Linked DNA regions of Mus musculus: region 1 is linked to region 2. Evidence: chromatin loops called from intact Hi-C (ENCODE). Cell type or tissue: heart. All regions are shown on one strand. Links, peaks and the distances in the headings refer to the core of each region. The heading gives the core; the rest is flanking DNA. Region 1 overlaps Homer3 (homer scaffolding protein 3). Region 2 overlaps Mast3 (microtubule associated serine/threonine kinase 3).

Region 1 (4,380 bases), core at 161-4,160, 490 kb before region 2:
CATGCATGTGTATGGAAGCTGGAGCTGCTGTCTTCCTCAGTTTCTTTGCACACCATCCTTTGAGACTATCTTACTACCAGAATGGCTGGGTGCTGAGTCAATCAACAGTGGGACCCTGCTCTCCCACCCTGAGGTTACAGCTGCTGGCAGTGGCTGTGGGCATTAGATTATGTGTGGGTGAAAGGCAACTGAAATTCAGGGCCCTCAGGTAACCATCTCTTTAGTTCCACTGCCCACTTCATTAAAAGTGCTTGGCTCCAGAGCATGCTATTAAGCATTCTTCCCTCCTTCTATCATGTGGGTACTGGGGATTAAACCTTCATCTTGGGGTTTTTGTTTTTCATACTGACTGTGTCTCTAGCAGCAGCTTCCCGAGTGCTGGGTTAAAGGCCTGTGAGACATGCAGTGCATGTAGCTTTAAGATTTAGTTACATGTGTGGTATTGTACACCAGTGCTTGGAAGTGAACTCAGGTCTTCTGGAGAAGTTCATACTCTTACCCACTGACCCATCTCTACAGTCCATCTTGTTTTTAGAAACAGGGTCTCTAGCCAGGCAGTGGCAGTGCATGCCCTTAATCCCTGCACTTAGGTGGCAGAGGCAGGATTTCTGAGTTTGAAGCCAGCCTGGTCTACAGAGTGAGTTCCAGGGCTACACAAAGAAACCCTATCTCCAAAAAAAAAAAATCAAAAAAAAAATAAAAGAATAGGAAGAAACAGTGTCTCTTACTGGCCTGGGGATGCTTAGGTTGTCCAGTATGCTCTAGGAATCCTGCCTGTCTTCCCAGCAGTGGGATTACAAATGCTTGCCAGCCATGCTTTGTATGTAGCTATTGGATTCCAAACTCAGTACTTCACACTTTAATGGCACTTTACTGACCCGGTGAGAGCCATGGGCCACATCAGCCATAACTGGCAACCAGAGCTTCCACCCCACCCCGTCTTCCCCGTGTAGGACCTGGAGACCCGGAATGCAGAGCTGGAGCAGCAGCTGCGGTCGATGGAGTGCAACCTGGAGGAGGCGCGGGCCGAGCGGGAGCGCGCACGGGCGGAGGTGGGCCGGGCTGCGCAGCTGCTGGATGTTCGGCTGTTTGAGCTCAGCGAGCTGCGTGAAGGCCTGGCACGCCTGGCAGAGGCAGCACCCTAGTCTGCCATGGAGTGTCTGCGGCCTCAAGGCGCCCTGGCAGGGGCCAGGGGACCCCAGCTGTCTCTGAGCTTTGCACTGTGTAGAGTTTTCTAGAATCCTTGGGCAGTGCTTCTACCCAGGTTACATTTCTACGTGTGGCGTTGCTGTCCCTGGCTGCTGCTGCCCTGCGCCCCAGGGACACTGCGAGGGAAGGCTGCACTAGTCATCCCCATGGGGCAACAGAGGCTTTGGGATCCTGAGACCTGAAGGCCCTGTACTCATCCCACCCCATTCTCAAGTCAGACTGACAACTTCAAAGAGTGTTTACTGAAGTCAGGGGCCACCAGCACCAGGTTTACAGCTCAGTCCTGAGCCTCAGCCTGGGCTGGCTCTTGGGGCCGAGATCTGGGAGGACGCGACCGTCGGACAGTGCTCCCTGCTTTCTGCCGCCGAAGTGTCTGCCCCACTTTCTCCTTGAAGCGTCGGTTTTGTTGCTTGATCTTGGCCAGCTCAGCTTTGCGTTTGGCCTCCAGGTCTGGGTCCTGCGGAAGGGAGCTGAGAATGTAACTGGGCAGCTTCCCAGGGACTGGCTCCCCCACCCCTACCCGACCCCAGGTCCCACCCACCCTTACTGGCCACACTCTTATGCCTGTCCCTGCATACCCATGCCTCCCTATACTACCTTCCCCTCCAGGATCATCTGTTTCCGCTTGTTGATCTCTTTCTTTTCATCAAAATGCGAAGCCTCCAGTTTCTAGGGGTGGGGAGGGGAACAGGTCAGTCAGGCCTGGGGCAGGAAGCCCCGCCCACCTCACCCCACTCCACCCTACCCTGACAGGCTGGCCACACTTACTATTTCGCACTCCCTTCGCACTACGTTGACCTGCGTGAGGATTTGTAGAACCTCAGCCTCCTCCACCACCAGCTCTGCCAGCTGCTGCTCTGCAGGGACAGGAAACACTGAGTTGGGCTGGGAGTGCAACCAGCCCTCTGCACCCCCAGCTCTGGATGTCTGGATCCAACCAAATGTGGACTGATGATATTTAGAAAAAGCAAAATGCTGCCAAGCTTGGCAGCACATGCTTGTCATCACAGCACTGGGAGGTTGGAGGCAGGGGGATCACTCGTTCCAGCTGAGTTCCAGGCCAGCTCTGTAGAGCAAGAATCTGTCTCAAATTAATGACTGAATAAACAAATGAACAAGTAAATGAAGTGAGATCTGGCTCCCTGAGAGGCTGAGACAGGCTCTGCATTGTGAGCACAGGTCTTCAGGCCACTGTGAGTTAAACTGAAAGAGCTTCTACAAGGAGCTCCAGATGGCCCGCCTTGGTGGCTGTTTAACGTAGGTTGTAGGGCCTGCCTGAGAACTCATGTCCTTGTCAACCTCCAAACCACACAGGGACCTTCAGGGTTGGCGTCCTGTGTGCAGGGTGCATTTTCAGGGTGAGTACTGGAATAGATATCCCAGGGTAAGGTAAGCTAGGGAGAGGAATTCATCTCCCAGGCTTGGACAGGACCCACCCTGGACCCTACCCACTTACTGATCTGCTCCTCGATGGCATGCAACAGGTGGATATCATACTGCGTCACCAGTGTGATGGCTTGCCCCTGCCTCCCTGTGGGGACACATTTGTCATAGAACCTGGGCCCCATCAACAGGCTTGTCCCAGCTGATCAGCTCCAGGGACCTCTGCAGAGGCAAGAAATCAGTGAAGAGGACTAGGGCTGCCCCTAGGGTGGGCTCTGCATATGACAGGCAGAGGGGACACTGGGAAGCTGAGAGACAGTAGGGAGCAGGTCTGCTAAGCTGCCCTTTATGAGGGCCGACAGCAAGCTGCTTTTCCTTTATGGCTGGAGGCCAGCTTAGTCCTCTACTGCTCTTTCTTCAGTGGTGACCAAGCTGAAGGAGACTGTCGGCTGATAGGGCTCATGACCCACAGCAGCCAGCTTCTCAGTGCTTATTATTTGTTAAGACAGGGTCACTCTCAGACTTCCCAAAACCCACAGGGGCAGGATAGCAGGTCCAGTCTGGCCCCATCAATTCAGGCACGAGGGAATATCAAAGCAGATGCCTCCCCTGGCCCCTGGGTCAGCATCTCAGTGAGGCATCAGGCTGGGGATGGAAGCCAGGACACTGGAAAGCTGTTCCCACTGAGTGGTAGACCCAGTTCTCCAGTGCCTCCCACTGCAGCTGGAACCTCCCGTACCTGGCTCTGCTCACCTGCACGGGCTGTGCGGCCAACCCGATGGATGTAGATCTTGGGAAGCCCAGGGGTGTTGTGGTTGATGACCACCTGCACGGTGGGGATGTCCAGGCCCCTGGAGGTACAGAGCATTCAGCTGGAGTCCATGTAGGGAAACCAAGGCTTACACTCAGCTTCCCCACGCCCAGCTTCTTGGTCTCATTGCTTGTGCCACGGTGGTCTCACCTTGAGGCCACGTCAGTGGCAATAAGAATCCGATAGATGCTGGACTTGAATTTGGCCAGGGCCGCAAAGCGCTCTTTCTGTGCCATAGGTGAGAAAAGGTTTGTGAGCAGATGGAGTAAGCCTGGGGACAGGGCTGAGACCAGACCAGGGAGGAAGGTGGTCCCAGAGCCAAAGGGGACAACAGGATGACATGAGGAGGGGAGCGGTATCACAGTGTTGTGATGTCTTCTTTTGTGTTTTTTTTTGGGGGGGGGGCAGGGCTGTGCTAGGCATGCTAACACACACTTTAATCCCAGCATTTGGGAAGCAGAGTCAGCCAGATCTCTATGATTTTGAGGACAGCCTGGTCTACATAGGGAGCTCCAAGACAAACAGGGCTACATAGAGAGGCCCTGTCTCAAAGTACCAAAGACAAAAGAAAGCAAAATCAAACCAAATGAATAAACAAAAAAAACCCCACAAATCAAAACCAACAAACTCCCCCAAACAAACAAAAACCAAACCAAACAACCCCACCAAAACCAAAGACAGGGTCTCTATTAGCCTAAACTGGTCTTGAACTTCCTATGTAGTCAAGGCTGGCCTTGAACTTCTGCTCTTCCTGCCTCACCTCCTGAGTGACAGACCACTATGCCCAGTTAACAGGGTTGGGGATGGAACCCAGGGTCTCATCCATGCTAGGCAAGGACTCTCCCAAATGAACCACAGCCCTCTAAAATTGAACATTACTCTACCGACTGAACCACATCCTCAGCCTCTGAGTTGTGACATTTGAGACCACAGAGAGGCTATGGCTGTGGTCCATCACCTGCTTCATCATGGAGTGC
Region 2 (4,380 bases), core at 151-4,150:
GAGCTCGGCAGCTGTACCCTCAATGGAGAGCCGCTGGTGGAAGGAATGGAAGGCGAAGGCACTGCCATGACAACCCTAGGCGTCCGGAAACAGCCGAAGTGTCTCCGGCCCAACACGCGCGAGAATGCGGCTTATCAGCGTCCGGAAGCGAGATTGTTTCCGGAAATACGGACAGACTCTGGCGAGACGGAGAGAACCAGAAGTTGCCGAGCTTGTTCGGCTGATTTCCGAGGGATTCATTTATCTATTTTAGCTCACCGCAAAGACTAGGGTAGAAAATTGGGACGGAGGGGTTGCAGCGAGAGTTCGGCAGTTAAGCATGCTCACTGCTCTTGCACAGGATCCAGGTTCAGTAAATTACAGCCGCGTATAACCCGACTGGAATTAAAAGCAAGAGCTATGACGCCCAGCGTTTTGGATTTTTCCTTTTTAAGATTTTGTGTTTTTCTTCATGTTCAACTGTGCGCCTTGTGAGTACCTGGTGTCTGTGGAAGTTAGAAGAGACATCGGATGCTCTAGAACTTGAGTTACGGCTGTGAGCTGCCATGTAGGTGCTGGGAATACAACCTGGGTCCTCTAGAAGAGCAGCCAGTGCTTTTAATCATTGATTCCTTTGGCTTTATTATTTGAAACAGGGTCTTGTTATTAGCCCAGGCTGTATCTGAACTCATGATCCTTCTGCTTCGTGCCTCCCCACGCCCCCACCTCCAAGTGTTAGGATTACATGTGTATACAGCCATGCCTGGAAACACTTCATTTTAGAGATGAGATTTTGCCCTATTGCCCTAGCCAGGATCCCAGCCTGCTAGGTAGCTGGGATGCAGGCTGGCTTGGATTAAGTGTTTAACCAAACCCCTATACAGCCAACAAAACTCACTTAGATGATATCGAGCCATCAGTTTTTCCCTACCCCCAGCCACTCACAAATGCACACACCAGTATCAGATGTCTTCATGGGACTTTATTTGATGCCAGCTCCAAGATGGGTAGAGGGCTACTCATGCACAGCCTTGGTCTCCCTTCCAGCAGAAGGTACTGGCTGCGAGTCAGGGAGGTGCAGAGGGTTTGAGTGCCTGCGAATTCCCCTCGTGGAGTGTGTAGAGCTGCACCACTGGCAACCTACTACATGGCTGCTAGATCACACAGCATGGGAGTCTGGGCTCCCCCATGGCCATGCTCACAGTAGGGCTAGGAGAGCCTGTCCTGGGCTGCCACTCTTACTGGACCATTGTGGGACATGCCTCTGGCCTTAGGAACCTCAGCTTCTTGGATCACACAAAGCTGGGGGGAATTCAGGTGTGCTCAGTGCACATGAAGTGTGCAAGTCACTGGGGTTAGTCCTGTAAAGAGGCACAGAATGGGAAAGACACTCCTCTAGAATTACACAGCATAGCTGGGGTCCACACTCGGTCCTCTGGCACTCACCATGCTGGGCCTCGTGCACATGGGCATAGACTTTGTGGTGCAGGGGTTGGTGGTCAGGCATGGTCCTCACTTGGGACAAGTGCTTTGTCCCACCCTGCAGTGGACACCTTCCCCACCTTGATGGCCCTTAGGTCTGTCAGTTACTTCCTGCAAGGTATATGGGCTATTCTGCCTCAAACCAGAGCATTCCTCATCCCCCAAGTCCTTTGTTCCCATACTTCCCCTAAACTGAAGCATGCAGGATCACAGGCAGAGTGGAGTAAGGACAGTCTGAGGAGAGCTATTCAGACACAGAAGGTAGTCTTCAGAGTATAGCCTGCCACAGAATTGGTGATCCGCCTGCTTTAGGGTGCAGCTTCCAAATTCTGTCAAAACTCAGTAGGGACCAGCTTTTGTGTGCCTTCAAGTGGGTCTTGGGTTGGGAATGGGATGGACATACACATACACACACACACACACACACACACACACACACACACACACACACACACACACACACGGAAAGGACAAACTAGAAAACACAGAAGTTGCCCAAAGTGCTTTGCCTTGACCCAGAGAACAGGGTCTGTAGGCTGTGCTCCAGGGGCCAAGGACAAGACAGCCGAGTCCACCAGGCGGGCCAGCCTGGCTATTGCTTATAAAAAGTAATAAATTAGTCGCGAGGGCTTGCTATTTACAAGTCACTGGCACCCCCATCCCAGCCCTTCCTGGGAAGGGGGCACCCTCGGCCGAGTCCCAGGCTGATAGCTGCACCCCATCTAGGTGTGACTTGGTGAAGATGATAGCTGCATAAGGAACTGCAGCCAGAGGTGGTCAGTCTTTCCTGGCATGTCCTGGGGTTCCAGGTGTGGCCTCTGCACCCTGCACAGCGATCTTCGGCACCCCGCGAGGCGGCCCAGGCTCCTCATCGAAGCTCACCTCCTGCACTGCCTCCTGCTTCTTGAAGGAATCCCGACGCTCTGATAGATGCAGCCTCCTCATGACGACCAGCTCAGCCTCGGCCCCCCGGGCGCGCCGGCCTCCATCCCCATCCAGCCTCTCACTGGTGCCTAGGCCCAGCTTGTCGGCTGACTGGCCCCTACGCAGCCTAGGAGACCGGGCGGGTATGGGGATGTGCCCCGGAAGGGGGGATGGTGAGCGTGGCGGGGGCGTGGGCACGGGCGGGCAGGCCAGCGGAGATGGAGGGATACTGCTTGTGGACTTGCGGCGACCGCTCTTGTGACGAGGTGGTCCGAGCTTGGCTGCCAGGCCATGCAGGGAGCTGGGACGGGTGTGACCAGTGGCTGGAGAAGCGGGGCTGCTGGAGCTTGGGGACACATTGGGTGGGGATGCTGTGTCTGTGGGCAACAGGAATTGGTCAGTGTCCCCCTCCTAGCGGTGGGGCCAAACTGGCACTGCCTATGCCCTCCAGTATTGCCACCCACCCTTGGCCTTGCTTTAATGAACTCTTACCCACCCTTCAAAGCCAGGCCTCACTGACCCACCCCCTCCTCCCAGAAACCTCTGCCTCCTCTTTGCATAGTCTGACCCTTAAATAATGAACACAAGGCCACCAAGCCATCCACTGAACTCAAGCACAGCCATGACTCCTTACTGATTGTTATCACAGGCGTGCGTATACATTCATATCCACAGGCAGAGTTTCATAAAGCCAGGCTGAGAGCCCGCCCACCTGTGGGGGCGTCGGGGGCAGGGCTGCGGCAGGGCGTGGTGGGGCTGGGAGACAGGCTGTGAGTGGGTGATCCGGGGAGGCTCTCGCTGGAGGACAGAGAGTGCTGGAGGCCTGAGGAAAAGCTACGGCTGGTGTGGAGCACAGAAGATGGCTTTGAGATCCTCTTAAACAGAGACTTCCGCCTGGGGACAGACATGGTAACAGTGAGGGAGGCTGAGAAGTCTGGGAGTTGCTGGGGCCTCCCTGCCTCCCTGCCTCCCTGCTCACCGGTCCTGGGTCTCACGCCGGCGGCTGCGCTTACTCCTACGGGCCATGCGGCCCTTGGCCACGTTCTTCCGCGCGGGTCCCACCTTGATGGAGGTGTTCTCCAGGGCCGTGGTGCGCAGGGAGATCTTGTTGCCACTCTGCGGAAGGAACACCAGTCACCTGAGAGCTTTCCAGGGTCCATGGCACCTGTCCAGCACCTGACACTCAGTTCCCCTCTGCCCTGGACCCCAGGATAGAGGAGGTGCAGCCATAAAAGGCTCGTGGTGTCAGGGACAGCTGCCCAAGATGCGCAGTGGGCACACACTCAGGCCAGGGGTCCACGGTCGCACCTTCAGCAGCAGCTCCACCACGTCCATGTGTACCAGGCCCAGGACTGACTCCCCATTGATGTGTGTGATGAGGTCCCCAGCACGCAGTCCTGCCTCCTGTGCAGGGCTCCCCTCCTCCACGCTCTGCCAGGGGTGGGGGTGGGGGTGGGCGGACAAAGCACGGAGGTCAGGTATAGCAGGCCACACCCCCACAAGCCCATGGCAGGACCCACTCAGGGATGGCAAGCACCCTGATTCCCACAGCCAGGTCCCATAGTGAGGGGTTTGTCGAGGACTCACCCAGACCACATGGTGCACCGTGTACACGTCACTATCACCCATGTAGACACGAATGGCGCGCAGGCTGAAGCCATACTTTTTGCCTGAGCTGTGGATGACGATGGGAGGCCGCAGGCTACCACACACTGGTGATGGGTCCCGGCTGGGTGAGGAGTCTCGGGAGGAGGGATTGGAGGACAGCGAGCGGGGCGACAAGGGGCTCATGAGAGGGCCCCCGCTGCCGTCGTCTGTAGAGGGTGGGAAGAACACTCATTACATGTGGGTTTCTATTCTTCTCCCATGTGGCCACATGACCCCCACCCTGGCGCTTGGCCTTGTGTCCAGTTCTAGAAGCACCCCACCACAAGGAAAAGTGACATATCACCTGCCGTGATGATGAGGGACAGGGCAGACACAGAGGCTGACTTG

Evidence for each region. Peaks named below come from ENCODE experiments on the same cell type or tissue, not always from the same donor. Only the 100,000 strongest peaks of a DNase experiment are listed, where the experiment ranks them.
Region 1: a loop joins it to region 2, with 6 times the contacts of the local background. A loop is called at or near these places in 1 of 42 quality-filtered maps.

Annotation. Positions count from the first base shown.
Region 1 is chr8:70,292,022-70,296,401 of GRCm38, forward strand. It overlaps Homer3 (homer scaffolding protein 3), which reads left to right. Exons shown (of 10, transcript NM_001146153.1): 10 at 954-2,340. The coding sequence ends at 1,145. It overlaps Ddx49 (DEAD box helicase 49), which reads right to left. Exons shown (of 13, transcript NM_001024922.2): 7 at 4,362-4,380; 8 at 3,554-3,630; 9 at 3,346-3,443; 10 at 2,666-2,740; 11 at 1,978-2,066; 12 at 1,807-1,878; 13 at 845-1,666. The coding sequence ends at 1,487. Among named protein-coding and RNA genes, the nearest start is that of Ddx49, 8.2 kb to the right of the region's middle. In heart, for the core only: no CTCF peak of the experiment used is centred there; a DNase peak (open chromatin) is centred at 2,014.
Region 2 is chr8:70,777,176-70,781,555 of GRCm38, forward strand. Mast3 (microtubule associated serine/threonine kinase 3) reads right to left here. Exons shown (of 26, transcript NM_199308.2): 21 at 4,337-4,380; 22 at 3,973-4,199; 23 at 3,694-3,816; 24 at 3,365-3,501; 25 at 3,098-3,279; 26 at 942-2,762. The coding sequence ends at 2,239. It overlaps 2010320M18Rik (RIKEN cDNA 2010320M18 gene), which reads left to right. Exons shown (of 1, transcript NR_029440.1): 1 at 1-431. Among named protein-coding and RNA genes, the nearest start is that of 2010320M18Rik, 2.5 kb to the left of the region's middle. In heart, for the core only: no CTCF peak of the experiment used is centred there; DNase peaks (open chromatin) are centred at 2,552 and 3,533; H3K4me3 peaks cover 1,083 bases; H3K27ac peaks cover 661 bases.